7 separate regions of the Homo sapiens genome follow, and regions 1, 2, 4, 5, 6 and 7 are each linked to region 3. Evidence: chromatin loops called from intact Hi-C (ENCODE). Cell type or tissue: ascending aorta. All regions are shown on one strand.

What was found. Peaks named below come from ENCODE experiments on the same cell type or tissue, not always from the same donor. Only the 100,000 strongest peaks of a DNase experiment are listed, where the experiment ranks them.
Region 1: a loop joins it to region 3, with 3 times the contacts of the local background. A loop is called at or near these places in 4 of 110 quality-filtered maps.
Region 2: it touches region 3 in a loop (2.5-fold over the local background); 11 of 110 quality-filtered maps call a loop at or near these places.
Region 4: a loop joins it to region 3, with 4 times the contacts of the local background. A loop is called at or near these places in 8 of 110 quality-filtered maps.
Region 5: a loop joins it to region 3, with 2.3 times the contacts of the local background. A loop is called at or near these places in 2 of 110 quality-filtered maps.
Region 6: it touches region 3 in a loop (5-fold over the local background); 3 of 110 quality-filtered maps call a loop at or near these places.
Region 7: it touches region 3 in a loop (2.0-fold over the local background); 2 of 110 quality-filtered maps call a loop at or near these places.

Annotation. Positions count from the first base shown.
Region 1 is chr18:45,617,289-45,621,288 of GRCh38, reverse strand. The region is part of intron 1 of SLC14A2 (solute carrier family 14 member 2); the gene reads right to left. The region is part of intron 8 of LOC105372093 (a long non-coding RNA gene); the gene reads left to right. Among named protein-coding and RNA genes, the nearest start is that of SLC14A2, 3.8 kb to the right of the region's middle. In ascending aorta, CTCF peaks have their summits at 140 (motif pointing left) and 1,533; DNase peaks (open chromatin) are centred at 78, 1,248, 1,708 and 3,788; H3K27ac peaks cover 3,619 bases.
Region 2 is chr18:45,323,309-45,327,308 of GRCh38, reverse strand. It overlaps a transcript of SLC14A2 not described here. Among named protein-coding and RNA genes, the nearest start is that of SLC14A2-AS1, 180 kb to the left of the region's middle. In ascending aorta, no CTCF peak of the experiment used is centred here; DNase peaks (open chromatin) are centred at 2,438 and 2,728; H3K27ac peaks cover 1,145 bases.
Region 3 is chr18:45,246,378-45,250,377 of GRCh38, reverse strand. It overlaps a transcript of SLC14A2 not described here. Among named protein-coding and RNA genes, the nearest start is that of SLC14A2-AS1, 260 kb to the left of the region's middle. In ascending aorta, no CTCF peak of the experiment used is centred here; a DNase peak (open chromatin) is centred at 1,677; H3K27ac peaks cover 3,911 bases.
Region 4 is chr18:45,520,246-45,524,245 of GRCh38, reverse strand. It overlaps a transcript of SLC14A2 not described here. Among named protein-coding and RNA genes, the nearest start is that of SLC14A2-AS1, 18 kb to the right of the region's middle. In ascending aorta, no CTCF peak of the experiment used is centred here; DNase peaks (open chromatin) are centred at 1,745, 2,295 and 2,925; H3K4me3 peaks cover 465 bases; H3K27ac peaks cover 4,000 bases.
Region 5 is chr18:44,577,163-44,581,162 of GRCh38, reverse strand. LOC124904290 (a long non-coding RNA gene) reads left to right here and starts at 1,210. Exons shown (of 2, transcript XR_007066347.1): 1 at 1,210-1,672; 2 at 2,900-3,200. RefSeq lists an enhancer at 1,605-2,106. In ascending aorta, a CTCF peak has its summit at 1,972; DNase peaks (open chromatin) are centred at 109, 762 and 1,212; H3K27ac peaks cover 1,832 bases.
Region 6 is chr18:45,636,172-45,640,171 of GRCh38, reverse strand. It overlaps SLC14A2 (solute carrier family 14 member 2), which reads right to left. Exons shown (of 20, transcript NM_007163.4): 6 at 2,990-3,182; 7 at 279-426. It overlaps LOC105372093 (a long non-coding RNA gene), which reads left to right. Exons shown (of 10, transcript XR_935423.3): 8 at 3,015-3,349. Among named protein-coding and RNA genes, the nearest start is that of SLC14A2, 23 kb to the right of the region's middle. In ascending aorta, no CTCF peak of the experiment used is centred here; DNase peaks (open chromatin) are centred at 581, 1,026, 1,356 and 2,101; H3K27ac peaks cover 4,000 bases.
Region 7 is chr18:45,012,912-45,016,911 of GRCh38, reverse strand. The region is part of intron 4 of SETBP1 (SET binding protein 1); the gene reads right to left. Among named protein-coding and RNA genes, the nearest start is that of MIR4319, 45 kb to the right of the region's middle. In ascending aorta, a CTCF peak has its summit at 2,480; DNase peaks (open chromatin) are centred at 111 and 2,561; H3K4me3 peaks cover 694 bases; H3K27ac peaks cover 3,101 bases.

The sequences.
Region 1 (4,000 bases), 370 kb before region 3:
ACCCTGTAGGTAGGGTTTCAGTAAGGGGTGGGCACACTGCCATAGAGGGGGCATGCTGGAAAGGTTTAGGAGACAGTGAAATCCGACAAGCCCCAGAACCTGTTCCTCTCCAATGCGCTCTCTCCCTCTGGTGGCCAAGAGGTGATACAGCATCCCTGGCCCTTGGTAAAAATTTCCCTCCAAGCCAACCATATGAAAAGTAAGCAGGGGCAATCAGATATCTAGACACACAATCTGCATGACACTATACAACTGGATGAACTAGATATGTTCCGGAAAGGCCTTGTGTTAAATTCAGTGGCTATGAAATCTATTAAAAGTCTAGCTGAAAAGTGGTAATGATAAAGGTTTTTCCTAAACATATTTCATGGAATCTAAGATGTTATCAGCTGTAAGATTGATCACTATTTTATGTATCATAAAGAAAGAAGAAAATGCTTCCATTCATAATTTCAAGATGCATCCTGATTTTAGAAATGTTAAAATATGAAAATAATATACATCATATAATCAAGGAAATATAGTGTTCTTTTAAGTGGTGGGGCTGAAGTATACAGGTAGGAGTTGAGAATGGGTATACTCAGAAATTATTTCCTAACCGTAAGAATTTAAAGATTTTTATATTTCTTTTGATGAAAAAAAAATGTGTCTACTTTATAATCCCTGTAAGAACAGGGGCCATTACCTTGTTAATTTCTGCATTTATACCACCCAACAGAAAGCCTTACACCTAAAAATCCCTTTATTATTATTATTGCACAAGGGAAGTTCTTTCTAGGGTACTCTCCAAAAAGGTACTCCACCTTTGAGTCCCTTCTGTATGCAGACAATATTTCCATTTACAGATAAATCATGTCCTTGAAAAGCAAAATAGGAATTGTTTCTCATGTGTATGTTGCTCTCAGCATTTTCCAGAGCAAGCTCACCTCATTGTGACATTTGCAGGACCCAGAAAATGAGCAGTTTGCTGCAGAGTCAAGGTTAGACCCAGTTCCCCACTGCGCTCTCCATTACTCTGACTGCCTGGCTGGGCCATGCACAGCCGAGTGGCTGGCCCTTGAGCGCCTGGGTCCAGGGCCTCAGCCCGCTGTTGTGTTTCTCAATCCTATGTATCCTCTGCAGGAACAGGGCCTTGCACCTCCTCTAGGGAATACAGCGTTCCTTTGCCACGGGAATGTTTACTCTGTTACAACGGGGAATTTTGGCTTTGGGGTAGGGGGCGAGACATGCAGCACCAATGGCCCTGTGGAGAGCAAGTCTCCGCATCCGGAAGGAGCACAGGCTGTGAGGTGGGGCTGCTCCTGCCTCCCTGCTCTGCCACTCGGGGCCGCGTGGGCCTCCATGTCTCCGAAGGGCAACGTAGGCTTCTCAGGACAGTGAAATTGCTGACTTGGTTCCTGGCACATAGTAGGCGCTTAGTGATCTTACTTTTCCCTCTTCTCGTGCTCCCAAATTGAAGGGAGAGAGGGTGGGAGCAGCCAGATGAAGTACAAGCTGGCTGGTGTGAAACGGAACAGCTTTCAAAAGTTTCCATAAGGCGTCGCCACTTGTTAGAACTGGATGTGAAATCCCTGCCCGAGCCACGTCCGGGCTGAGGGCCTCAGCCCGTTCCCAGCTCAGCTCAGCGCCAGTCCATTAAACCTGCTTCCAAGAACACATAATGATCTGCTTGGCGCACTCAGACTCTCCTTGGCTGCCCACACCTCCTCTTCTCCTTCAGAAATATGGACAGAGAGGCTGTTTGGATCAGTCCCACGTCTCTCCAAAAACCAGGCCTCAAATGTCTGGCAAGGGGCTCCCAAAACAGACCAGCTCCTCCATCCTCTTTGTAAGAACCCTCCTTGTTGAATATCTACCGTTCGCCTGTGGGCTACCCTGGAGGGATCATTGCTGGAAGGCCCAGTCCTTGCCTGCAAAGGGCTCACATTCGAGTGCCCAGGAGAAGCAGTGAGCAGGCACTGTGTCCTGAGCAGGAGGCACAAGGGCAGAGGGCAAGAGGGCGGTGCAGAGAGCACAGAGCGGCTGCCCTGCCCTCCCAGCCCTGGGGAGACTGGGCTCAGCTTCCATGTCAGGACTTGGCTAAGCAGGTGAGAAAGAGGAGCACACTCCAGAGAAATGCCTGAGAAAATACATGGTTTGGGCAAGCAAGTCCCAGCATGGACTCTGCTACAGCATGGGAGAGATGTCAGCAGGCAATCAAAGACAAAACTAGGGTGTGAGAACCAGACTGTCAGGAGTCCTTAGTGTCTAGGTTTGGACCCAAATTCTTCCAATGGTTAGAAAAACTGTGGCTCCTGCTCTATTGTACTAATTTTGAAATTCTTTTCCTGATTATTTTCTCCTAAAGATCATCCATCTCCAGTAGAATTGCAGAAACACGCCCATGCCCAGTGAAGAGGGGCTGTGCCTATTTCGTATGCTCCTGCTGCCCTGGGATGTAAGGGGCCCATGTTCAAAGGGATTTCTTGAGTTGTTGGTGTGAATTAGTGCAGAGTCAAAGCTCTCTCCCTATCCCTAGTCTCTTGGGCTTAAGTATACCAGTCCCCTGGTCATCTGGGGATGAATCTCAAATGGCCCCATTTACTACTTCTTTTTTTTTTTTTTTTTTTTTTTTTTTTTGAGACAGAGTTTCGCTCTTGTCACCCAGCTTGGAGTGCAATGGTGCAATCTCGGCTCACTACAACCTCCTCCTCCCAGGTTCAAGCAATTCTCCTGTCTCAGCCTCCCGAGTAGCTGGGATTACAGGCGCCTGCCACCACGCCTGGCTAATTTTTGTATTTTTTGTAGATACGGGGTTTCACCATGTTGGCCAGGCTGGTCCTGAACTCCTAACCTCAGGTAATCCACTGGCCTGGGCCTCCCAAAGTGCTGGGATTACAGACGTGAGCCATTGTGCCTGGCCTTACTTCATCTTCTAACCAACTCAGTTATTGAGACCACAGCAGCTCTGGAGAAGTAAAAGTGATTAGCAGGTTCTCCAGAATATTAGTTGGATTGATATATTTTGCCTAAGACCTTGCAATTGATGCAAGGAGAGTTTCCATAAATTTCTACAACCTTAGAACCAAGAGGGATGTCCTCTCTGAAATGATGAAGGAATCCATTCTTTAACACCTCTGGATACCTAGCTTCTCCTGGCTGGGGTCCCTTTCCCATGAGGCAGGTTGGTCTTGTTGAGAACAGCCCTGCTTACTAGAAACCCTTGTATCTGTGGAGCTGACATCAAGTCCCTGGGACTTTTTCTCTTTGCTGTTTCCAGTTCTGTCCATTATACCTGCACAGGATACAGGGACTCCTTTTCCCACCTAAGAGCACTTCAGAGGTTGATCCTAAGCCTTCATTTTTCTAGGGCAGTCTGCTTGATTGTCCTTCACTCTGGCTCACCAAACACAACCCCAGACTCTCTGCCATCTTGCCACCAGGATCTCAGTGACAGCATCATTCTGAAAGGACCTTGCTGAGTGAGTCAGGCTGGGTCCCTGGGAGCACTGGCTTCACTCATCCCTGAGTTGGTAGACTCTGAAGGTGAAAAATCAGGTGTGTGGGGCTAGGTGGATGTTTGGTCAGGCTGCCAGAATGGGGACAGATGAGGCCCCTGGACTGGTGGATCACACATCAGGGAGATCAGGGAGGGGAGGAATCCAGGAGACACCTGGGCACTAAGAAGACAAGGCAGGTAAACAGTCCAGTAGCTGGGCTGAGAGGTGCCTTACTCAGGGCTGGGTTGTATAAGAGCCTGGCTGAGTGCCGGCTTTTATTAGGGGTGGCTCAGAGTTTTCTTGGCAGCTCCAAGTTAGTAAGTCTGATCTGGGCTGAGAGGAGACTGACTCACTGGGGCCAGCGGGTCAGGCTGGGTGGGGCAGGAGTCAGAGGCAGCACCACCTCCTCTGGGTCCTCTGAGGACTGGCTGGGGTTAGAGATGGCTGGTGGCCAGTGGGCCAGGGGCTTTATCTTTCTGGTTTCTGCTGCAGGGCCAGGGCTGGGGTTCTGCAGCTGAGAA
Region 2 (4,000 bases), 77 kb before region 3:
TTTGCAGGCCCTTATTACTAGAAAAAGAGCCCAAATGCACATTCTTCAAGAGTAAAAAAAATATACTAATTACATTATGGCTCCTACCAAGTAGGTGGGATAGCTAGCTCATAATAGGGAATTGTGGTGCTTAGAACCTTGCTTAAATCAGGAACATCTTGGGTTGAGCATATTTTGTTAAGAGGAGAGCTAGGTAACTCTCCACTCCCTCCACTGCCAGGAATTTCCTAATGAGAAAGCTAGCTAGATGGCTGGCTGGCTGGCTGGATGGATGGATGGAGAGATAGACAGATAGATAGAATGACTGATTGATTGATTGATATATAGAGATATCTCAAATAGAGAAGGGAAAAGTCTGGTTCTGTGAAGTCCTAGCTGTTGTAGGAAAACTGACTTTCTATGTTCCTGCTCTCCATCCTCACCCTCATGTAAGACCCTCTACTAAAATCTAGACTAAAAAATACAGTCTAGGCATGAGGCTTCAACGAGGCTTCCTACTCCTGGACAGGAATTGGGGGAAGGAAATTTGTAGAGCCTGCCCTAAGTCCACTCATCCAACCTGTATGAGGAAAGAGGCGTGCCTGGAAAGGCCAGCCTCTGTGCCTTAGTATTTGGGTGCAGGAAGCACAAGGACAAGCACTCTGCCCTTTCACACAGTAACCCTGCTCACTAGTAAAATGGTCTGCAAAAAGGACCTTACCTCTACATAGTTCCATTAGCCTCTCTTTCTTTGAGTTCCAGGAGGGTAGGGGAGATGACTCAAAAGGAATGGTTGAAGGGGCAGAGGAGTTGGGGAGAAGCACTTTTGCTCCTCTCCTCAATATAATTTATATGCAGTCTGGAGTCCTTCCTCTTCTTCATCAGTAGCTTTCCTATACATTTTAGATATTGATAATATGATTCCCACATTCAATGGTATACTCCTGTAGTTTTGAGAAGATATAGAGAATCCAAAGGAGGTGCCACCAAGAGAAAAAGGGAATCATTTATGAGGATCCTAGCCAAATTTTGGGACTGATGAGTAAAACCTGTGAAAAACTTGCATTCAGGTGGAGAATTGTGGTGCTTGTAATTTTACTCATATGTATATTTTGGACAGACCATCTCTTACTGTTTTTCTTCTGGCTAGAAAAAAGACAGTTTAAAACAAATGGCACCATTTTGGTAATTCCCTTTTTAATTCAGAAAGATGGTAGGAAAGTGTGAAAGAGAGGCCATCCAGCTAGAAATCAGGAGGCCTGGGTGGGTGTGAATGCAACTCTGCCATTGTTTGTGGCTCTGAGTAAATCACATCTCTGCTTGAATGATCAGCCTGAATGTAGAGCAGTGGTGTAAAGCAGGATGTTCTTTGAAATCACTTGGCGTATTTTTCTCTAAAAAGTATTTATGCCTGGACTTCACCCCTCACTCACTGATCCAGACCCTGTATGTGTATTTTGGAGGGTGCAGGAAGAATTGAGGAGTTTGTTGGGGAGGGGAACACAGGCACACAGGTTTGGAAACAGTTCCCTGGATAAATTAACATGCATCCCTGGTTAGCATCCATTGATCAAGATTACAGCTTAGGTCACCTTTACTTCTAGTATTCCTATGATTCTATAAAAACAGACTGAATACTCACCAAGACCATTAAACACGGCTGTTACGAGGATCAAATAAGAAAATAATGCATATGGATGTCCTAGAAGGTAGTGCTACACAAATGTAAGCAATTACTAGGACTCCCATAATTCTGTGCATTATCCAAGTGGTTCATCAAATATTAACCAAACCCTCTTAGATTAGAAATTCTGCAATGTAATTCTGGAGAACAGGATCGACACTTGGCACTTTTGTTTGAGTTTCTCCTAGGGAGAGGATTCACCAGTGTAATAATACCCTTGCTTGTTTTCTGGTCATGTGAATGTATGTAAGTCACAAGAAGACAGTCTTATGAATATATCCATTTCCCAGCAAAGGGGCAGCTGTGAAAAAACCTGTCACCTATCTAAAATCTGCCCATTTTCCCCAGCTCAGAAGCTGTGTATCCTGAAAGTTTCTGGTCATCCGAGTGTGGGTCACTGACGTTGACACCACCCATTCCTCAGAAGCTGAGACTCACCCGTTGACTTCTAGAGGGAAGTCTTTGCCTGGAAACCTTCATTTCCATTGAGCTAATGAGAGCACTGTCACCTAAATTTTCATTGTTTTAAGAGCAAGTGGAGGCTGACAGTTTCCTTTCAAGCTTGAATGATGAAGAGAAAACATCCCACGGCCTCATCTGGCTGGCTTGCTGCGAGGTAATGAGCCCTGCACAGCACCCATCTTTGCTAGACTGGGATGACCTTATGTCTGGTAATGCATCAGGGAGGAGTGAAAAACGCACCGCAGGTCCCGCCAACAATTCCCCCAGGATGTGCTGAATGTGCCAAACAGTTTAGTAAATAGATCTCGAGTTACGGCGTTGAAACATATTCCAACATATTGCAACAGAGAATGTCTCAATCTAAAGGTCATACTTTACTTTGCAAAGACCCAGTGTGAAGGGGTTGTGTGTGTGTGTGCGGGGGTGGGGGGCGGTGGCTGAAAGGGGAATGTTATGGAGGTGAGGGTCAGGAGATAAAACATTCATAGCATTTAAAAACAAATTTCACAACCTCCCCTGGCTAATTGCATTCTAGTCTCAGTCCAGACAGGGCATTACATGTGCTGCCAGTCTTTGTTCCAAGACTTGCTGGAATTCCTTGGGATAGGGTAACAGCCCCAGGGGGTGGGGTGAGGGGGAGGAAGGGGAGCTGAGCCTATCCTGCAGAAGCTAGGAGGGTGTGAGGTGATGGGGTGAGGCCAGGATGGAGTTCAGAGGCTTCAACTTTCCTGACTTCTTGTTTTCTTTGCTTTTAGAGTCCTTGGGGGAGGAATAAAAAAGGACTTAGAGATGTGAATCTTGCTTAAAATAATCGTTGGCGATTGCTTGAGTGCAGAAAAAGAGTAAAAAGATTGAAGAAACTTGGATCAAAGCTGGTTTCACAAGTACAAGGAAACAGTGGCTGCCACCATGGCGTGGTTTAAAAAAATGCCTGGAGAAGGGACATTCTGGATCCACTGCTATGGGTTCACTACTGAGGATCCTTAACAGAGTGTTCTACTTTGACTCAGTAGATACTTACTGAACAGCTATTATGTTTCTAGTAATATATGGGGCATGGAAAGTTCAATACCTATCTTTGAGAAGCTTACTCCAATTTAATAGATGGGCATATACCCCACAAGCCACTAAAGAAAGGGTTTTTGTGCTTTCAAATTATAACGTCTCTTTCACATTTTCTCTTTTGCCTTCCTTCCCTATGGCCATTAAACTTGAACCCTCCAGTGCATGCGTGTTACATGCAGTACTAAGAGTAGTTCAACAGTCATCTCTGAGAAGGGTGATGAAAACCCAAAGAAAAACCTGCAACTTCTCAATGTCTGTTAGTGCAAATGCCCCAGAAAACAGGATGCATTTTTGGTCTTGGGAGGTGGAAGGCAGGGCTGAGACTACATACTGGTGTTTGGAATCTACCTTGGCAAACAAGTCCACTGAGATAGGAACCTTAATTCAATCGGGTGGCACACAGGAAGTGCTAGGATGCTGTGGGACATCCCTGGTCTCCCCAGAACACATTGACTCAATGTCATTAGGCTGAATCCTATTAAACTGCTAATGTTTAACTGATTTTGAACTACAAAAACGGCAATTTTAGAGGCTTCAACCTAATATAAAGCAGAATTTGAAAGAGCCATAATGAAAGCAAACACAATCAAAAGAAGGAGAGAAAAAAAATATGGTCAGATTTAGGAATTTATACTTCTTAAACCTCCATTTCTCTTTCGTCTTCCCTTTGTCCTTCCCAGACTTGTTAAATCTTTATGGGCAAATACTTTCAGGGAGGATATAGCTGGCTGAGAGAAAGACTCTAAAGAATGATGTTTAACACAATGGTGGCTCCTTGGGAGAGGCCTGACACAAGGAACAGAGATAAAT
Region 3 (4,000 bases):
GTAGTCATGGAATAAAACGAGATTAAAATACCAAAGAGGACTAGTTAAAAATGTGGCCCCAAATGTGTGCATGCGTGTGTGTTTGTAAATGGTACTCATGATCTAAAGCCAAAAAGTCAAACTGGACCTAATGCTGTGAGCAGAAAAACATGATATAGATGCTCATTAGTACTGCTTTAAGTGCCTTTTGTTGATTTTAGTCACTTGTTTCTTTAAAGTGACCATATTTTCAGTAGTGTTATCAATGTTTGTTAGTAAATCATATCACATGTGTGAGTTTCCACATGTGGGTTCACATTCCACTTTCATTTCAAATCCAAGATCTGGCCTTAGTGAGGGTCCATCTTTTCTTCTGGTGGCTATTAGGTTGATAATTTAGTCAATGACTCTGATTCATAGAATGAATTCAACATTTTTTTTTTCTTTTTAGAGACAGAATCTTGCTCTGTCACCCAAGCTGGAGTACAGCAGCACAATCATAGCTCACTGCACCCTTGAACTCCTGGGCACAAGGGATCCTCCCATCTCAGCCTCCTTAGTAGCTAGGACTACAGGTGTACACTACCATGCCCAGCTAATTTTTTAATTTTAGTAGAGACAGAGCCTTGCTATGTTGCCCAAGCTAGTCTTGAACTCCTGGACTCAAGCGATCCTCCTGCCTTAGCCTCTCAAAGTGCTGGGATTGCAAGTGTAAGCCACCATGCCTGGCCAAATAGATATTTTCTAAAGGAATTATACCATTCATTGCTGTCAAGGGTTGTGCCTGGATGTAAGGAGAGAGACTATTCATCAGACAGAAGAGGAGATAAAATCAGAGAGGCCAGATGTTTCTTAAAAGACCACACATTCATTGAAATTCAGACCAGTTACTCAACCTCTCTGAGATCAGTTATGTCTTTTCTCAAATGAATGTTTTATAATAGTTGTTTCAAGAATTTTTGAGAATATTAAAAAAAAAACAATGCTTAGAAAGTAAATAGCACAAACCCAGAGCAGCTGCTCAACGCATGTTCAGCACACACACAGGCACACACACACAGTTAGCAATACTCCACCCTTTGCATGTACATACAGGGCAGATAAAAAAAAAAAAAAGGCTGGAGCATGACTATGCAAAAAAAATTTTATAATAGTTTTTAATGAAGGAAACATCTCCAAAAATGTACTTATATAAAATATATTTCCTTCTCTATTGATACTGAGGCAAACACGCTTATAAATGGAGTTATCGGTTGCTCCCAAGTGAAGCTGCTTACACACATGAACAGACACATGTGTATATGTAGTCCTGTGCTGTGCTTGCTATCTTAGAGGTAACCCCCAAAGGACGCTGGCTCCTTTCTTCTATTTCCTTGAAAAGGCACTAAAGGGAATTTAAAAGAGAAAAATTATGGAACGTGGACAGCAATGAAAATATCATTTCACTCAGGTTCATAAATCATTTAAAAATTTCTTCTCTCATTTCCCTCCACCCCGCAGATTTATTGAAAATTTATCACCAGTCCTTTCAGGGAAGCTTTTCCCTGTTTAGAAGAGAGAGGAGAATTTTGACCTAAATTGCCTAAGAGCTAAGCCAGAATACCGTTGAAGTTCTGTGGCTCCATTTCAAAACTAGCTTGTGTTTTACAGAATTTCAAACATCCAAGTCACTTCCAGTCACAGGAGCTAAAATTGGCCAGGGTGGAACTTGTGGCTGTCAGAACTGATAAACATTTCCTGAATGCCAATTGGTTGGAGAGCCATGTCTCTGCATGCCATTAAAATAGTCTGAAGTCTACCTCAACATGTAACCCCAAGTTCCAACTGCTTGTCGGGAAATTGAGACTTTGTTTGAACAAGCTCAACCAACTTTTTTAGTCCCACATTCTGTGGTCCAGGGGTCTTATGAGGGCTGAGATCTCGGGGGGAACAGGCCAAGTCCTCCTGTTTCATGCTGGGATAAGAATAATCAAGCTCAAATCCCTTCTGCCCAGGGATCAGGAACTGTCTGCATGCACTAGTGCCTTTCATGAACCTCAGACAGGCCCTCATGTCTCAAGAACAGAAGAAATAACAATCAAATCAAAGCATCCGGTATTTGCTATGGGACGATAAAATGGGTTTGACAATGACTATGACTTTTTTCTGTGTTGGAGGATCTTTCTTCTCTAAGGCACAGTTTTTCCTTGGCAAAACTGAGAGAGGGTGTTGCTTTTTTGCCACCTCCCTACATTTCCTTCCTCTTCCAATCAGTGACTCTTGCCAGCTAAGCATTTACTGCACAAATCTAAATTATCCTGCTACCATCTTCTCAATGGATTATTGACATATACTCTCAGAACCTCACTGATAGAAAGGGGTTTTTTTGCTCCCTACTGACAAATTCAACCAGAGCCAGTTTAGGCACAAGGAGAACTTAAGAGCTCAACTGGATGCTGGAAGGGCATGGATGTTATGGGCCCCAGGGACACCAGGAATCAGGAATTGTAATTCCACCACCTTCCTCTCTCATCAATGCTTCTGTCTGTGTCAGCTCCATTCTCTCCTACATAGATGAGCTTCTTTGGTCATGAGAGACATGGTTGCTTACAACTCCAGTGCCTCGTATCACAGCACCAGAGAATTTCTTTTGGAGCCTGAGTTCAAAAATGCTGAAGAAGTGCTTTGACTGTGTTAATATGAAAAAAAAAAAAAAAAGGCCTACATTAACAGAATAACCAACTGATGTCAGCAGGCTAAGATTCTATAATTGGTCCAGTTTGTTCAGGGGGTGAGATCTGTTAGAGCATGACAGATCTCACTTGAACTACTGAATGAGAAGGGGAGTACTGTATTTCTAGAAGAACGAATAGACAGAGTTATATATGTTTATCAGAGAAATCAACAAATGCTTGTAAAACAAATCTCTCTCCCACATCTAAATCTGAATACAGATAAGTAACTGAGGCCAGAACCCAAGGATGTTTAGGTCATAGGTCCAGGCCTCCACAATCCGTTGAAGGAAGCCACACACCATTACTCTCCTTATCAGCATTTCTTCAACATTACTTGCTCAATTCTCGCAAACTTATATAACTTTTTATACAATAGATGTGTTTATGGAAAATGTGTATAAATCAATTTTTCTAAAGAAAGAATCAAATTTTGACTGTACCGGGGAGTTTGGTGTTGAAACAACCTTTAAAACAAAGTAGTAATTCTGCTAACAGTGCCGAAATAGCCTTAGAATTTACCTTGTGTTTGAATACAGATTTTATATTGGGTGTGCTGAAATTCTAGAGGGTGTCAGGGTGGGAAGAACCTACACATTAAACTTGATGTTCTGTTAATCTGACACTCTGAAAAACATCTTTGGTTGTATCATGGGTGTTTTCCTGTCACTGCAGGCAAGGCAGTCCTTTGGGGTATATAGAGTTGAGTTTCTAGTTTCTTCTTTTTCAAACTGGATGGTCTGAACAAGCTATCTTATCTCTGTTAAGTCTTATTCCCCTCCTCTGAAAAAATGGGGATTACAATAGGTGTTTTGTTTTTGTTTTTGTTTTTGTATTTTTAGTAGAGACGGGGTTTCACTATATTTGGCCAGGCTGGTCTCGAACTCCTGACCTCGTGATCTGCCTGCCTCGGCCTCCCAAAGTGCTGGGATTATAGGCGTGAGCCACCGTGCCCAGTGTGGCGGCACACACCTGTAATCCCAGCTACTTGGGAGGCTGAGGCAAGAGAATTGTTTGAACCCGGGAGGCGGAGGTTGCAGTGAGCCAAGATCACACCACTGCACTCCAGCCTGGGCGACAGAGTGAGAGTCTGTCTCAAAAACAACAACAACAACAACAACAAAAGTTATTTCTACTCTGCAATGTTAGTGAGAGGTTTGAAATGAGGTAAGCCTATGAAAAGACAGTTTAAATTTAACATCACTGTAAGATACTAATACTAACAATACACTATATAAAATATGTATTATTTAATATTGTAAGTTTTTTATTACCTAGGACTATGCTACATTATCCCTTCTTACCATCTG
Region 4 (4,000 bases), 270 kb before region 3:
CAAGGTTCAAGAGGAAAACAGGTCTGTAAACAGTCAAGTCTCACAGTCTAAGGCTGAGAATAGTAAAGAATAAGTAATAGTAGTAATAAGGATCACTTATTGAGCACCCACTAAGGACCAGGCTCCATCCAGGTGCTTTATACTTGTTACTGCCAATCCTTACAATAGCCAGGAAAGACAGGTATTAGAGGCAGCCCAGAGTATTCAGGTGAGCTCCAGTTTTGTGTCCAGTCCTGAGGTTCAATTCAACTCCGTACTTTACAAATTATGTGTCTTTGGGGCAACTTTCTTAATTTTTCTGCATCTCTCATTCTCTTATCTGAAAATGATGACAAAATCTTCTTCAAAGGACAGATGTGAGGGTTAAACAGTAAAAGGCACACAAACAGCCTAGTGTAGGGTAAGTTCTCAACAAATGTGGCCAGAGATCTGGACGACCTGGGAAAAGTGAAATAGTGCCCTTAAAGGAAGCCCTCAGTGGAGATCCAGGCAGTTGCTGTGTCAGAGCAAAGGCAGGTCTCAGGTGGGGAGGGTTACAGGCAGGATGTATCATTTGCACTGGGTCTCCAAAGACAGGGGAGATTTCGTGGGGTTAAAGAATGATAACTAGTGGCTGGGTGTGGTGGCTCACACCTGTAATCCCAGCACCTTGGGAGGCCAAGGCAGGCTGATCACGAGGTCAGGAGATCAAGACCATCTTGGCCAACATGGTGTAAACCCCGTGTTTACTTAAAAAAAAAAAAAAAAAAAAAGCTGGGTGTGGTTGTATGTGCCTGGAATCCCAGCTACTCAGGAGGCTGAGGCAGGAGAATCGCTTGAGCTAGGGAGCCGGAGGTTGCAGTGAGCCGAGATTGCGCCACTGCACTCCAGCCTGGGTGACAGAGTGAGATTCCATCTCAAAACAAACAAACAAAGAAACAAAAAAAAAACCTGGTGATGGGAGTATAGATTGCTCCTGCCCTGGGCGACCTGTCTTTGTGATACTTATCCACATCTCAAGGTGTCTGGCTGGGTTATCCAGACTCAGCATAGGGGCTGGGGCTGGAGCTGGAGGAACTTTCTTGGCATTTCCCTCCTTTGTTTATTTAATCCTTTTCTCAAATTGAGTGTAAACTACAATTCTCACCAGCTGAGAAAGTGGAGAACCCCCACCCCACACCCCACCAGTGACCAGTGCAGACTACAGCTTGCCGTAGACCACTTATGGGGTCATGGTAAGACACTCTGCCCTCTCACCCATGACTTGGAGAGATCAGTTTTTTGGTTGCATGCGTGCCAAGCCATGGCATGCTCTGCGTTGGAACTTAGCAGAAATGGGAACCCCTGGCAACCCAGATGCTTAAACCAGGTGTCCTCAGCAAAATGGCCTCTGACTTCTATTGCCCAAGGCAACAGGGTATAGCTGGTTTGGTGATATGATTTTCTAATGATCCACATGTTAATAAGAATTGGGGAATCCAATGAGAGCCTGAGTAAAGTGAGCAAGCAAGCAAACAGAAATCTTCACGCAACAAACAACAACCACAATAACAAGCACACTGTACAAAATTCATGAATATTTGTGGTCTAAAATAAATGAATGAACATGAATGGAATTTCCTGAAGAAAGTGCTATTACCAAAACCATCATCTATTTTAGAGGTCGATGGAGAACTAGGCCTGTTTCCCGAGAACTGTCAGTGCAGAATTAAATGTGCTATGTGGCATTTCCATTCTGGGTAGTGAGTTATGTAGGATTGCTCCCGCCCTGAGCTCGGGGCCATCTCCAGCAGAATGAGAGGCAGGGACTGAGGGATGGTGCCGGGAAGCTGCCGCTCTGGGGATGGCAGGGCTCAAACTCTCCCAGGTCTGCAATGTCAAGGGTGCACCTTCCGGGGTTACCTTCTCGAGTTTATTACTGCAAGCTGGACATTTTCTCATGGGCTTATAGTGTTTATGCTTCTAGGGCTTAGCTGTTTTGGATAGCAAGGCTAAACATAAAAAAATGCCTCCTTTTCACAACACATCATACCCAGAACTTGACGCTGCCAACTTTCCTACAGCACTTTCTATTTCTTAAGGTGCTTTAACATGCATGCTCCCATTTGAAATCCACAGTAACCCCACGTGAAGGATGGTGATCTCCACTGATATGATGTGCAAACTGAAGGTCAGAAAGGCACATAACTGCCTTAGACTGCCTTAGATTGCCCAAGGGGCAAATAGTCCAGGCAGGATTAGAACATGAGTCTGCTGACTCCCAGTCCAGCACGCTTTCCTCCATGGCAAGCTGCCCTCAAATGAAACATAGCTCAAAGAGTAACGATGTCTAAGGCCAGTTACCCCATAGGCCTCTGGGAAAATACCTCTTACTTTCTGGATGAATATGCCCACTCACAATCAGCCACACCCCTTCCTGCCTCCCTCAGCTTGAGTCCCAGAATCACTTGGCTGTTTAGAACAAATGCATTTATGAGGGCCAGCTCCAGAGATTCTGATTCTGTGGGAACCTGCATTTTTGACACACTCACCAAGTGATTCTGATGCACATTAAATCTTGCGACTTGCTGGTTTATGGAATACAATGGATTTTAAAGGTCACTTGAGCCAGACATAATCTCATATGTAAATCTGTTTCCTCGAAAGGTAATTTTATTTAAAAAAGAAAAAAAATGAAAAAGGAAACAGGGTTACTTTCTGAAGGTCTTTTCCAAAGTTATACCTCATATCTAAATGTCCTCTCTCTTCTTTCTGGCTTCTCTCAATTTTCCAAGTCTTTTTTGTACCTTTCTTGTGTTACTCTCTCTGGTCCCTGAGCTGTATCCTGCTTATGGTACTATCCAGTTACTGAGTGTCTGTCTTGTGTGAGTCTCTATCCCTAACCCTGTGCACTCTTTCTGAGTTATGTATTCTGCATTCCCAGTAGTCCTTAGCACAATGCCAGAAACTGCAAGTATGCTTTGGCTGTAAGCTTGGAATGAGTCATTTAACCCTGTCGGACTCAGTGCCTAGCACAACTCTCCATCAGTAAGGATAATCAAGATGATGTAGAAGCAAAGCCCATCATCAAACTGGCATTGAGTCCCTATCAGGTTAAAGCCTCAACTAAGCTCTCAGAAATTCCCTTAAAAAATATGACTGTTGACAGGTCACTTGATGTAGAACTGAGGTGATGGGAGGTGCAGGTCATGTTTCCAGGCCATAGGTGGGCCTGTTGGATGGTCATAGACACTACTCTTGCCTGGGCCAGCTGTTAAGATTCTAGAGTATCTCAGAGGACCTGGTGGGAGGAGGAAGGCCCACCCATTCCCACTGCTGGGGAAGCACCCAATCACCAAGGCCCTGTCACCTGTGCAGACTTTCGGTCATAATAATAATCATGATCCTAACAGCTTGTATATGCCCTGGGCTTTGCCACTTAGTAAGCCTTTCCCTTATCTTCTCATGGTAACCCACAAATTAGATAGATTGTTCTCTCTGGTCTAGAGAGGAAGAAATAGATGTTCCCAGAGGTTGAGGTAACTGCCCTAGGTCACACAGCTAGATGTGTGAGAACCCACATTTTCTGATGCTGAAATTTCATGCTCTTTCCAGGACACCATGTTGCTTCTTGTCTCATGGGCCATACCTCCTTAGGATGGAAACGCCCAGAAAAACACTTCTCTATAAAGATCTAGCTCATTTGACATGCAAAGTTTATTCCATACATTTTAATCAAAAAGAACAGAAATAAATGCAACTTTAAATGCATTTAGTCCATCATTCAAAAGGTATTTATTTAGTGCTTAGTACCATGTAAAAGCCCAGTTGCGGGCACTGGGTCAGGGACAGGGGGACATAAGGTAAGGGTGTGTTTAAGGCATGCCCATGGACTCGCAGCCTGCACCACCCATTATCCTAAGTCTCCATCAGGTGATCTGCCAACAGTCACATGTAGCACACTCATATTCCTGAAAGGAATTTTTGAGATTTTAGTTGAGGCTTTATACCTGTTAGGGACTCAATATCTATTTGATGATGG
Region 5 (4,000 bases), 670 kb after region 3:
CCGGGGCTGCAGGTGGAGCTGCCTGCCAGTCCTGCGCAGTGAGCTCGCATTCCTCAGCCCTTGGGTGATCAATGGGACTGGGCGCCGTGGAGCAGGGGGTGGTGCTTGTCGGGGAGGCTCGGGCAGCACAGGAGCCCATGGAGTGGGTGGGAGGCTTAGGCATGGCAGGCTGCAGGTCCCGAGCCCTGCCCCGCGGGAAGGCGGCTAAGGCTCCGTGAGAAATCGAGCGCAGCGCCGGTGGGCTGGCACTGCTGGGGGACCCAGTACACCCTCCGCAGCCACTGGCCCGGGTGCTAAGTCCGTCGTTGCCCGGGGTCGGCAGGGCTGGCCGGCTGCTCCGAGTGCGGGGCCCGCCAAGCCCACGCCCACCCGGAACTCCAGCTGGCCCGCAAGCGCTGCACGCAGCCCCGGTTCCCGCTCGCGCCTCTCCCTCCACACCTCCCTGCAAGCTGAGGGAGTGGGCTCCAGCCTTCGCCAGCCTAGAAAGGGGCTCCCACAGTGCAGTGGTGGGCTGAAGGGCTCCTCAAATGCCGCCAAAGTGGGAGCCCAGGCAGAGGAGGTGCCAAGAGCAAGCGAGGGCTCTGAGGACTGCCAGCACGCTGTCACCTCTCAATGGGATCTGGGATTGGAAAGAGCTTTGAAGGTCTTCTACCCCATCTTTCTGTCTATTGATTGAATATCCTCTACTTTAGAGATGTTCTTTTTCATCTTGCTATAAATGGAATGCAACCACCCCAGCCCCTCCCCAGGGGAGCTTTTGGGCTTCGAGTTGGGCTGCTGTTGAGTTTTGGTGGCAGTGCCCAGGAGTATCCGATTTGGAAGGAAATGAATATGATTCAGCTGTGAAAATTACAAGTTAGATTTTGGCTTTCAGGCCATTGTGTATTTTTAGAACCAGAGGAGAATAAAATAAACATTATTTTAGGCCTAGTACAGATTATTAATATTATATTCAGGAAAAAAAAAAGCCTTCCTGGTGATTGGTTGAAATAATTTCTCCTAAATATAAATTTTCCCAACTGTGCTAATTTTCTCCAGGATAATATTACAAATCGTATTGATTAATGCCCACCCCCTTTTTGTAACGATTTCTTTGAGATTGGGAGTAGGGAACTGAATGAGTTCACTTTATTATAGCTACTTTGCCAACCGAAAGCCACTTGAGAGGAGAGACGTTTGTCTTCATTGTTACGTCATCTCCTGTGTAGCACAGTGGCTGGCACCACGTAGGAGGACAAATCATGCTTGTGGAGTGAGTGAATAATCAGAAAGCGTAGGTCCTGATAATAGAAGTTAATGACTGAAGTATCTACACTTATTTATTCCCTAACATCCCTTGGGCACTTAACTCTTAGTTAGATACTGTTTAAAACACTTAAAAAGTATTACCTCACAATTACTCTATCCTAAGGTAGCAACTCTATGATCCCAGGTTTATCATTGTGCCACAGGCTTAGGAGGGAGGTCTGAACAAAAATGCAAGAAAAAGGAACTTCTGTCCTCCAAGCCACGTCGTGGTAAAGATGCAGCATACCTCTCAGAAATTTAAGTTAATAGAAACAAGCACTACATGCTAATGTACATGGAATGTGTGACTAACAGAGAAAAAGTGATACTGTGAGGATGTAAAAAGTGAGCTAACTCGAAAAGTCCTCAAGAAGTAGTGTTAATGGTGAGTATGTCTATGCGATAGCTCCTTCCGGACTTGCTGCACAAACAAAAAGGTATAATGATTTTGGTCCGGGTGGCGTTTTGGTGACCTTCTAATGTCATCATGCAGACTGACAGCCAAATCACCATTCATCCACCATCTGCTGAGCTGGGAATGCTGGTGAGGTTGAGTGAGGTTTGTCAAAAAGTTGCCCACCCTATTGTAAATGAGAAAGCAGCCAGGAAGGCCGCAACAGGCAAGGAAGTAAATGGCAGCGATTAACTTCAGAACACAAAGGGAACCCCTAGTGGGCTAAGTGGGTTAATGCATTTTCCTGACTTGGCTGTTAGTAAAATCTAATTAAATCAGATGCTACTAATTTGAAACTCTTGCTTATTTGGACCAGCCTGAGCTAAATGTTGCTTCTACTCTTGCTAGGAAGGAAAAGGTTTTCTTAGCAAATTACTGGGGTAAACAAGATTGCAGATAATTAAAGTGCTTAATAGAATAGTAGAGAATCAAATTTGCAAGAAAACAATCATTGTGCTATTTTTAAAATGTTCTTACCTGTTCATTAAAGCAGGCCATTAAAGGATCTCTGCTTCTTCACACTTCGTTAAGCTGGTTTGAATTGTTATGTTTACTAGACAGTGAAGAGAAAGGACTTCTCTAATTCCTACTGGCCTCTTCATAGCCCAGTTAAGTCCGAATTAATGACATTTTTTTTATGGGCAATCTAAGAGAGTCATTTTAGAGAGATTGTTAGACTTGTCCCTTTCTTACTGGAGGTTGAACTGGGAGTCTGCAGAAGCCACAGTACACTACACAAATTTCTACATAGAGTCTTATGAAGGAAACATTCATGGCCGTGATTTCCCAAATAGAGACAAGTGGTTAGGACCCATGGTGGAGCATCATCTTCATGAGTATTATTAACTCCTTGGTTCCTGGGAAGAGAATGGAAGAAAAGAAATGAGCTAGACTCTGTAGAGGAATTTCAAGTTCATGTGGGAGAACTACAAGCATCTGTAGTTGGCACTTTTAAAATGGGCTCTAAAAAATTAAAGGTTAAAGAGATTTGCCAACTATCTCTTATTTTTATACTTGTTTTAAAGTGTCTTATTTTAGTCTAATGATCATGTGAATCTAAAGCAAAGACATTCTGGATATTTTGGATGTTTGGATGGCTACTTAATTACCTACTCGCAATATTCATAGCTTTCTTTCTATTTGTGTTTATTATTGCAGTAATACAAAGAACTATCTAATGCTTACCAGTAATAAGAAAAAAAAATACAGAGGTATAAAAAATATATAAATTGTGTGCTCCCACCATAAGAAGGCAAACGGCATCCCTAAGAGCTGTGCAAATAAAGCCTTCCTGGAATTTGAATAGAGAAAAAAAACGGTGTGAGGATCGAGTCACCTGTGGCACATTGTAATAAATTTGTTGAACTGCATTGGAACAGAGCATACAGTATGCACATTGTGAGCAATGATATAATTCCAACAAAATGATATCACATTAAATTAATGTTGTTAATTTTAATTTTATTGGTTTTCTTTGAATTCGTTTGCACATTTGTTTGGTTTTTATAGTTCTATAAGAGTCAGAAGCATAAGGGATTTATAGGTAGTTTATGTATATTCATATTTAAGTAACATTTTAATAAATATAATTTAAACCAATACTGGGAGTTCAACAGTACTTTATTATTATTATTATTATTTTTATTTTTTATTTTTTTGAGACAGAGTCTCGCTCTGTTGCCTAGGCTGGAGTGCAGTGGCGCGATCTCGGCTCACTGCAAGCTCTGCCTCCCGGGTTCACATCATTCTCCTGCCTCAGCCTCCTGAGTAGCTGGGACTACAGGTGCCTGCCACCAGGCCCGGCTAATTTTTTTGTATTTTTATTAGAGACAGGGGTTTCACCGCGTTAGCCAGGATGGTCTCGATCTCCTGACCTTGTGATCTGCCCGCCTCGGCCTCCCAAAGTGTTGGGATTACAGGCGTGAGCCACTGCGCCCAGCCTAAGAGTACTTTATTTTTTAAAAGGAAGTTGGAGAACTAATGATCTATAGAACCACAGATTATTGGAAATTGAGAACTTGGAGATCACTGATCTAGTCCAGTGTTTCTGAAACGGGGTTCCAGGGAACCCTGTATTGAGAGGTGTTCCTAGGCATGCCAAAAAAAACCAGACAGGGGTTTCTATAATCAAATAAGCCCTGAAAAAACAGAGCAGTATCTTCCTCTTGAAGATTCGCAGTACTTCTTTATGAAATAAAGTCTCAGCAAGGGCCAGTGATAAAGAAATCAGGCCGATTTTGTTCAAAGCAGCATTTCTCA
Region 6 (4,000 bases), 390 kb before region 3:
CCCAAGTAGCTGGGATTATGGGTGCCCACCACCACACCCAGCTAATTTTTGTACTTTTTTTTCTTTAGTAGAGATGGGTTTTCACCCTGAGTTCAGGTCATCTATGTGCCTCGGCCTCCCAAAGTGCTGGGATTACAGGCATAAGTCACCGTGCCTGTCTCCCTGAAAGTATTTAAAACTGCAGGGAAGAGAATGTCTGGAAGATTTGCTGTATGTAGGGGAAAAGTGACCTTGAGTGAATTATCCTGAGGACCTGAAGAGAGGGAGCTCTGTCCTACCTGCTAGCAGCCCCACGATTGAGCCAATGGCTGCATGCAAGCAGATGAGTGGCGAGGAGATGAACAGAGCCACCAGGAACACGCCGCCTGTCCAGGGATTGTCACAGCCATACACCTGGCCGACCCCAACAGGGATGGCTTGTAACAGCTGCAAAGTTAACAGAATACAGGTCACTGGAGCATGGACAATAATGCAAAAACCAGACTCAGGGCCAGATTTGAGCCATTCCTCGGGGGAGTAATGGAGTGGAACGGGAGGATGACTGTACCCTCCAGCATGTGAGAGAACATGGGAGGCATGAGCTGGAACAAACAGCTCCTCACTCTACCACCCAGCAGGCATGTGAGCATCCCTCATGCAAAGCCAGGGCCCCCAACATGGGCTGGGCATGGATGCTTCTGAGGAACATACGGCTTCTGCTTTGAGGGGACCAGAATGCACCTCCTCCCTAGAATGCCGCTGGGAGTTTCAGGGCTCTCGGGGATTTCCTCTAGACCTTCTGAAATCCATACAAATATTCTAGGAATATTGAAAATACAGTAGGCCATTTTGATGTATGATTTGACTAAAAGTCACCCAGCCTGTTGTTGGTCAAGTGCAGGCTAGAGGCTCTGAGCTTGACCCCTAGCTCAGGTCTGAGGTCTTTGTCACCCTTGCTGTCTCTTTGTCAAGCCACTGCTGACACGTCCTCTTTGGCGGCCCCTGCCCATTCACTGCTACCCTGGGGGGTTGTGAGCCTTTGGAAAGGAGCAGTAGGCATGCCCCCTGCTCTCGAAGACCGCATAGCATTGTAGAAAGGTAGTATGTGGCACATCTGGAGAATGGCCTGAAGCCCAGACATCCCTGAGCCTGAGAGTAACTTGGTGCTGGAATTGGGGAGAATTTGTTTGGCAGTGCTGACAGATGGCTTTTCTGTGGCCAGGCTGAATTGTCGATATTTTTGGAGTCCTTTGAGGGCAGAAAAAGAAAGGAGGGAGAATGGCAGGGCAGGCAGAGCACTGGCCTGGGAGTAGAGGGCTCTAGCTTCCATCAGGGCTCTGCACAGTTCACTGTGTGACTGTGAGCATGTCACATCCTCGTCTGTAACAAGAGGCTGGCTTGGCAGATGATCTTCCAGCTTTAAGACTCTGTAGTTCTTTTCACCATTGCCAGGTCACATGACCTCTGTGAGGACAGGGCCCTTTATGCCCAGGTACACCATAGGTGCTTAACAAATAGGAATTGATTAGGTCAGTGGTTCCCAAACTTTGCTGTACAGTGGAATCCCCTGGGAATCTTTAAACAAATACTGATGCCCAGCTCTTCCCTAGACATTCTGATTTAATTGATATGGGGCATGGCAGGTCCTCAGGTGAGTCTAGTGTGCGATGGGAGATTAGTTATAGATGATCTACTGTAGACGTTGCTGTAGATGTTGGGAATAATTTAGTTTCTCCCTTTGGACCAAATTTTGTACTTTTTGACAATTTGATTTAATTCTGGAATAAGTATGATTTCTTCAGGGAGTAGTATTTGAAGAGCCTAGAGGGCTCTTAAACTTTGCTCACTCTTGTCTCTGAATGAATGGTCTTTTAATAACCAAATGCTGTTTGGACCAGAGTTTATAATCTTGCGAAAGGAATGGCAAGGGAGGGGTACTCAATCATATTTATTTATAGAAACCCAGAAAACACTTTGTACCAGACCAGGGAACTCAGCTTAAATGTTGGGAACAGGCTGGAAGTCTATTTAATAAATATCCCATGATTGCCAACATCTGAGGAATGCGGGATGCTGAGGGGAGTTCACGTCCACCTTTCCATCCGGGAACGCAGATTTTAAGCCCAAGCGGTCAAGAATGAGAGGAATGAGGGAATGAGTGGCCTTGGAATGGAGCCTGGGTTTAGAATGAAGCTTCCTCCGCTGGGATCTATATTTCAGCCTGGTGAGCTGTGCCCCAGGGCGGCCTTCCCTCCCAGCACGCTGCTCCCAGGCCGCAGCTGACACCCTGGTGTGAAGGGCAGTCAGGTGTGCCATGGAAATTTACTAAGCACCAGGCCTTCTTCACACTCCTCATAATTCTTATATAGCAACAATAAGCTGATTAAACAAAAAGGAAAAGGAAGGCCTTTCTCTGTTGTTTCAAAGAGAAAGAGGGAAGTGGCCTGGGAGCAGCGTGCTGGGGACCTCTCTAGTCTTGACAATAAAAATGTCTCCAGACATTGCCTAATGTCTCCAAGGGGCAAAATTATCCCTGCCTGAGAACCACTAAGAGAGAGAGTATATAAAAATTAACCCTCTGTCTTCTATGCTAATGCCTTTAAAATCCCAATTTTAAATGTTTATTTTAGTATCTTGCCCCTTTATCTGACTATACATTTTATCTAATATCTTTCACTCAACCACCACAGTTCTGTACTGTCAACGCTTATCTGTTCACTTGCATGTTATCTGTTTCCCCGTATAGAATGTAGGCTTCCTAAGAGCAGGATGTCATTGTCTTGTATTATCAGTATCTGAAAAAGTGTCCAGGCCATGTTACATGCTCAATAAGTACTGTTGAAAGGATCTATGGATGTGGCAGCAACCCTTTCTGATACCCTGCTGAGGCCCATCATCTGGTATAGATGTTTCTAGAGAAGTTGAGAGCATGGATAGTCCACAAATTGGTTGGCGAGAAGGTCTGCAGTGGAATATGGGGGTCTCAACTCATCACCGCTGGGTAACTTACCAGGGGCATTTCCATCTCTGTCCAGGTGATATTGGGCACTGAAGACACAGGCTCTACCAGTGTTGTGGGGAAGAAGAGGTTGTAGTGGCCTGTGGCTGCAAGGTACAAGGTGACTGCAATGTTGAAGGGCAGAGTGAAGACCGGGAGGTCCCACTTGCTGAAGATGGAATTCAAGGCACTAGAAAGAACTGGGCTGAAGATGCAAGAGACAGAGGGTTAATCCCTGTGACATCCTGAGGTCTACATTGTCTCAGCAGCTCTGGCCACTGTATCATCCACTGCCTCCTCTCCTAGGCACAGCATTCCTGGCCCCCTTGAGACTCCAGTGTTCCAATGATCTGGGATAGGGAATAGAATAAGGTATTCAATTTCAGCTCTTACCTTTTTCTTTTTTTTTTGCCAATTTATTGTCATCTGCTTCATAAGCTTACACCTCTGAGAAACAAATTTTAAAAATATCGTAACTTATTTTGAGTAAAACACTTTATAAAATAGTGGAAATATTTCCTTGTTTTTTAAACCAAGAAAACTAAACAAAATGTAATGTATTGCCTTTGAATCACCAAGGTGTACAATGACTATTGTTCAAGGCTCTGATAACATTTTAGAAGACTGACCTTCTAGGAGGAGGCTGCAATGGCATATGGGTAATTTGCAGGTCTAGTTTCAGCAAAAATACTTAGAGCTACTCTGGAAACTGCCAGGGGAAAATAGAACCTTCAGTTGTTTGTACCCTCTGTCTTCTTCATCTTTTCCTTGGAAGGAGAATGGGTGTTGGAGACAGATGAAGCTTAGTGCAAATCCTGACTCACTCCTATGCATACAGGCTGAAGGAACAATGTTAGGTAATTAATCTCCCTTAGCTTCAGTTTCCTCTGGAAGGCACCAGCCACCCTAGACACCAAATACCCCACATCATCCACACTCAGTGACCTGCTGGGCAAAACCTGAAGTTGCATGATGTGTTTAAATTGTCTGCTTTTAATGAATGACCATGAATTTCAAAAAGGC
Region 7 (4,000 bases), 230 kb after region 3:
CTCTCCTTGAACAATAAAAGGCTCCTGCTAATTTTTACCAGAGTCGGCTCTGAAAACCTGCCGTTGACTGTGAGTCACTGGCCCTCCGGGGAATAGGAGGTGGGGAGGTGGGGAGGTAGGGGTGGGGGTGGAGTGAGAGCTCTCTGTGTGTGTGTGTGTGTGTGTGTGTGTGTGTGTGTGCGCGCACCAATGTGTATAATCTCACAGTGCCCAGAGCCCTGGAGATCCTGGAACACTTCAGTAGCACAGGCCAGATTCATTAAAAACCCTGGCTACAGGCCAGCAGTTAAAATTGAAGCAGCATATTTATTGCATTTTGTTCAAATAAATCTGAAAACGTGTGAATCATATTCCTTGGAGAGATTGGGAGAAGAAGTAAACAACATCAGGCTAATACTTACAAGCCGTGGCGGAGAGAGAACAAAGATACAGAAGGTTCCGCCGCGACAGGGAACTCTGTGGGATGCTCCCCCTTCCTAGGTGGGGGCTGAAGGGGTCCACACTCTCCCCCACCACTTTCTCTATGGGCTGGGTCCTGACCTTGGTGTCACTTTAGGGCATGGGCTCTGCTCTCTTCCCTGGGTTTCTCAGTTGCACCCTGGCTTAGCCCGCCCTGCTGTTCTCCTAGACGCTGTGGCTGCCATCCTGCTTTCTAATGGCAGCTGCAGAAATTACATTCAATCATGAGTTTTCCTAAAATAGTGTATAAGGGAAAACCTCCCCCACCCTCACCAGCCCCGTTCATATGAAATTCGGCAACAGCTCAAACTAATTGTTTGCCTCTAGAAAGCAAAATAAAGTAGCTGGTCAGCTCTATCATGTACGGGCTGTATTTTCTTTTGTTGTTTGTTTTCTTTCAGTGATGCTAGGGTGGATTGTCTGTTTAGGAAGGAACCTCCTTGTGGGTGGAGGCTGCATGTAGGACTTTTGGCCTCAGTTTTCTGAAGTGTAAAATGGTAATACTTCTTCTCATATGGTAATTATGAGGACTGAATACATGTGACATCTTGTAAGAGCATGTAACTCAAGAACAGAATATCCCCATGACTAAATGTCAAATCTCTTATCCTTCTCTCTGTAAAAGAAATGATTTATGGGCATATGTATGTCATACTTATGATCTATTTTTCTCTGTTCACCCCAAGATAGTTTCTATAACACAATTTTGCCACTGACTCCCTCCCTCATTGCCTTTTATCACACATGTGCTTGTTGGTGTGAAACATTGATAAAGGTAGATGCACAGGCATAAAGTGTAATCCAATATTCTTCTCTTACTTCTCACAAACACGTTTGTGAGATGTTTAGACATCTCTAAAAACCCTCTGACCTTCTGCCAGTTTTATCAGGCTTGGGGCATGAGTGGATGTTTGGAGGCATGCTGAGGGTCACCCGAGAAAGGCAGGTGCATGTCTGTTGTATTTTAAGGCCCTGCGAAAGGTTAAGTGTGCTTCTAAGCACCTTATACCTATTCACTGTAGTTAGGTTCTTAGGTGAAGATTTCATGGTGATGGAGGTAAAGGTAGATCAAGACCTAGGCAGCAGTTGCCAATCCATAGATCTGGCAGAGGGGGCAGGTTTCTGAATTGGGGCCAAAATGTGAGATGGCCTGACACACCTCACCTGGTGGAACAACCCATCTTGCCCAGACCCCTAGAGTAGAGAGTGGAAATACGACTTTTGAGAAGTTGATTTTATTCTAGTACCTTGATACCTACTCCATCTCATTGTTGAGGCTCCCCCTCTTCTGCTCTGGCCAGGTTTGGGGTCATTCCTTTCTACTCACTGTGCCTTGGACCCCGAAAAATCTAGGGCAAGTTGATCTAGCTCCAAGAACATCCTCCCCAAGCCCTGGCATGCTCGCCACTGATCAGGAATCCCCTGATGTGGAGGCAGAGAGTCCGGAGCAGGCACCCCACTGGCTGTTTGAAGCATGCATTCCAGTTCCTGAAACTCTTTATCTCACACACTGTGCTGGTAATAGGTATAGCCAAGACTTCAATTGCAGGTACATCATGCTAAGGCACTCTCTAAGACCTTTTCATGTATTATTTAATTATTAATTATTATTTATTTAAATATCATTTAATACAACAAGTCTATTTGTTGGAGCATTATATTCATTCTCATTTTATGGAGGAGGAAACTGAGGCACAGAGAAGGTAAGTGATTCACCCTTTATTACCACAACTAGTAGGTGGTAGGGTCAGATTTTGAATGCATGCAACCTGGCTACAAAGTCTTAACCACTAAACAATGCCATACGGTCCTTGTTTCTTGACCCTGTCAAGAATCAGACATTGAGTTCCCTCGATGTTTTTGTTTCCTGAGTGTGTGCCAGGAGGAAATTCAGCAAGCCGTCCCTAGGCCAGAGCACTTTCCCAGTTAAACAACAGCATATTTATTAATTTATTCCATTCTACATGAACCTGTCTCTGGCTGTATGGGCTTAAATTGAAATGCGCTGCCCTGATCCAACAGCAGGAGGATGTAATCTGAATTATTTCTCCCTTGCTGGGGAATGTGCCCTGAGTCACCAGCACAGATTCCTCCTCCTTTGCTTCTTTCCTGCAGGGTGGCAGGTCAGAGCTAGAGGAAGTCTGTGGCCCACAAACTAAACCAGTCCTAACTAGATGGCCTGGGCTGAAACCGATTCCTCTGATCTCCACCTCCTTGCTATGGACAAGCTTTCCCTATGAAGCTCAGCTGTTTCTTAATGGATGGGCACAGGCTGTTTTACTACCTCCCTCAGCCTACATTCTGGCTGCTGATTGTACAGCAGGCACTGGCTTTCCACAGCCCTCCCACCTTGGAGAATTTGAGTCCCAATGCTCAATGATTCATTTTGCTGTACTGTCTCAGAATTCAGAATTTTTTTTTTTCTGCCGAACATCCTTTGCTTATTGAATGAAAGAGTGAATGGATTATTGAATTAAGGCAGAACCTGAGAAGAAACCAAGTTGTTTAAACACATCTGTGTATTCCCAAGTGTCTTGGACACCACATGCCTTTTCCTGAAAGTAAATTTAAAAACACAGCAGAAAGAAACATGGTGGGTGAGTTTTGTCTGTCAACCACAACCGTCAGAGCTTCAGACTTCATGTCAGGATTGGGGATGCCTGGGAACTGACACAGGGCACAGCCGCTCAGTGGCTGCTGCTCAGAAACAGTCAGGGCTGGGTGTGGTGGCTTATGCCTGTAATCCCAGGACTTTGGGAGGCCAAGGCAGGCGGATCATGAGGTCAGGAGTTCGAGACCAGTCTGGCCAATATGGTGAAACCCCATCTCTACTAAAAATACAAAAGTTAGTCGGGCATGGTGGCAGGCACCTGTAGTCCCAGCTACTTGGGAGGCTGAGGCAGGAGTATTGCTTGAACCCGGGAGGCAGAAGTTGCGATGAGCCCAGGTCACACCACTGCACTCCAGCCTGGGTGACAGAGCAAGACTCTGTCTCAAAAAACAAAAAACAAAAAAAAAGAAAGAAAGAAAGAAAGAAAGAGTCAGAAACAGTCAGATATAATCCTAAATGGTCTGTGTCTGTGTCTAAATGGACTCCAGCTCTACAAACAGGCCTTTGTTTGTTTGAGAGCAAATTCCCACTGGGCTGAGGCAACCGGATTTTCCTAGCATCCTTCGTGGTGTGTTATCAAAGGTAGAGCAGGTAGGCAGGGTGGGGCCAAGGAGGTGAGCTCTGGGTCCCCCCATGTTATCTCAGCCTCCAGGAATGGCAGGAGGCTGCAGGGCCTGGGGCTGGCACAGACTCAGCATCCTGCTCTCTACTGTGCAGACACCACGGGGCTCAACCTGGAGTTTGTGTGAGGTGGTTGTGAGCTTGACAAAGCCATCACCTTGCCTTTCCTAAGTACTGACTCTACTCCTGTCGCCTTCCAGGACTGCAGTGCCAAGTGTATTATGCATGTATTTTAAAACATTTGACTAAATCTAGGAGTTACAAAGTATAGCTTTATGACATGGCTATACTCTGTAATGGTGAAGTCTG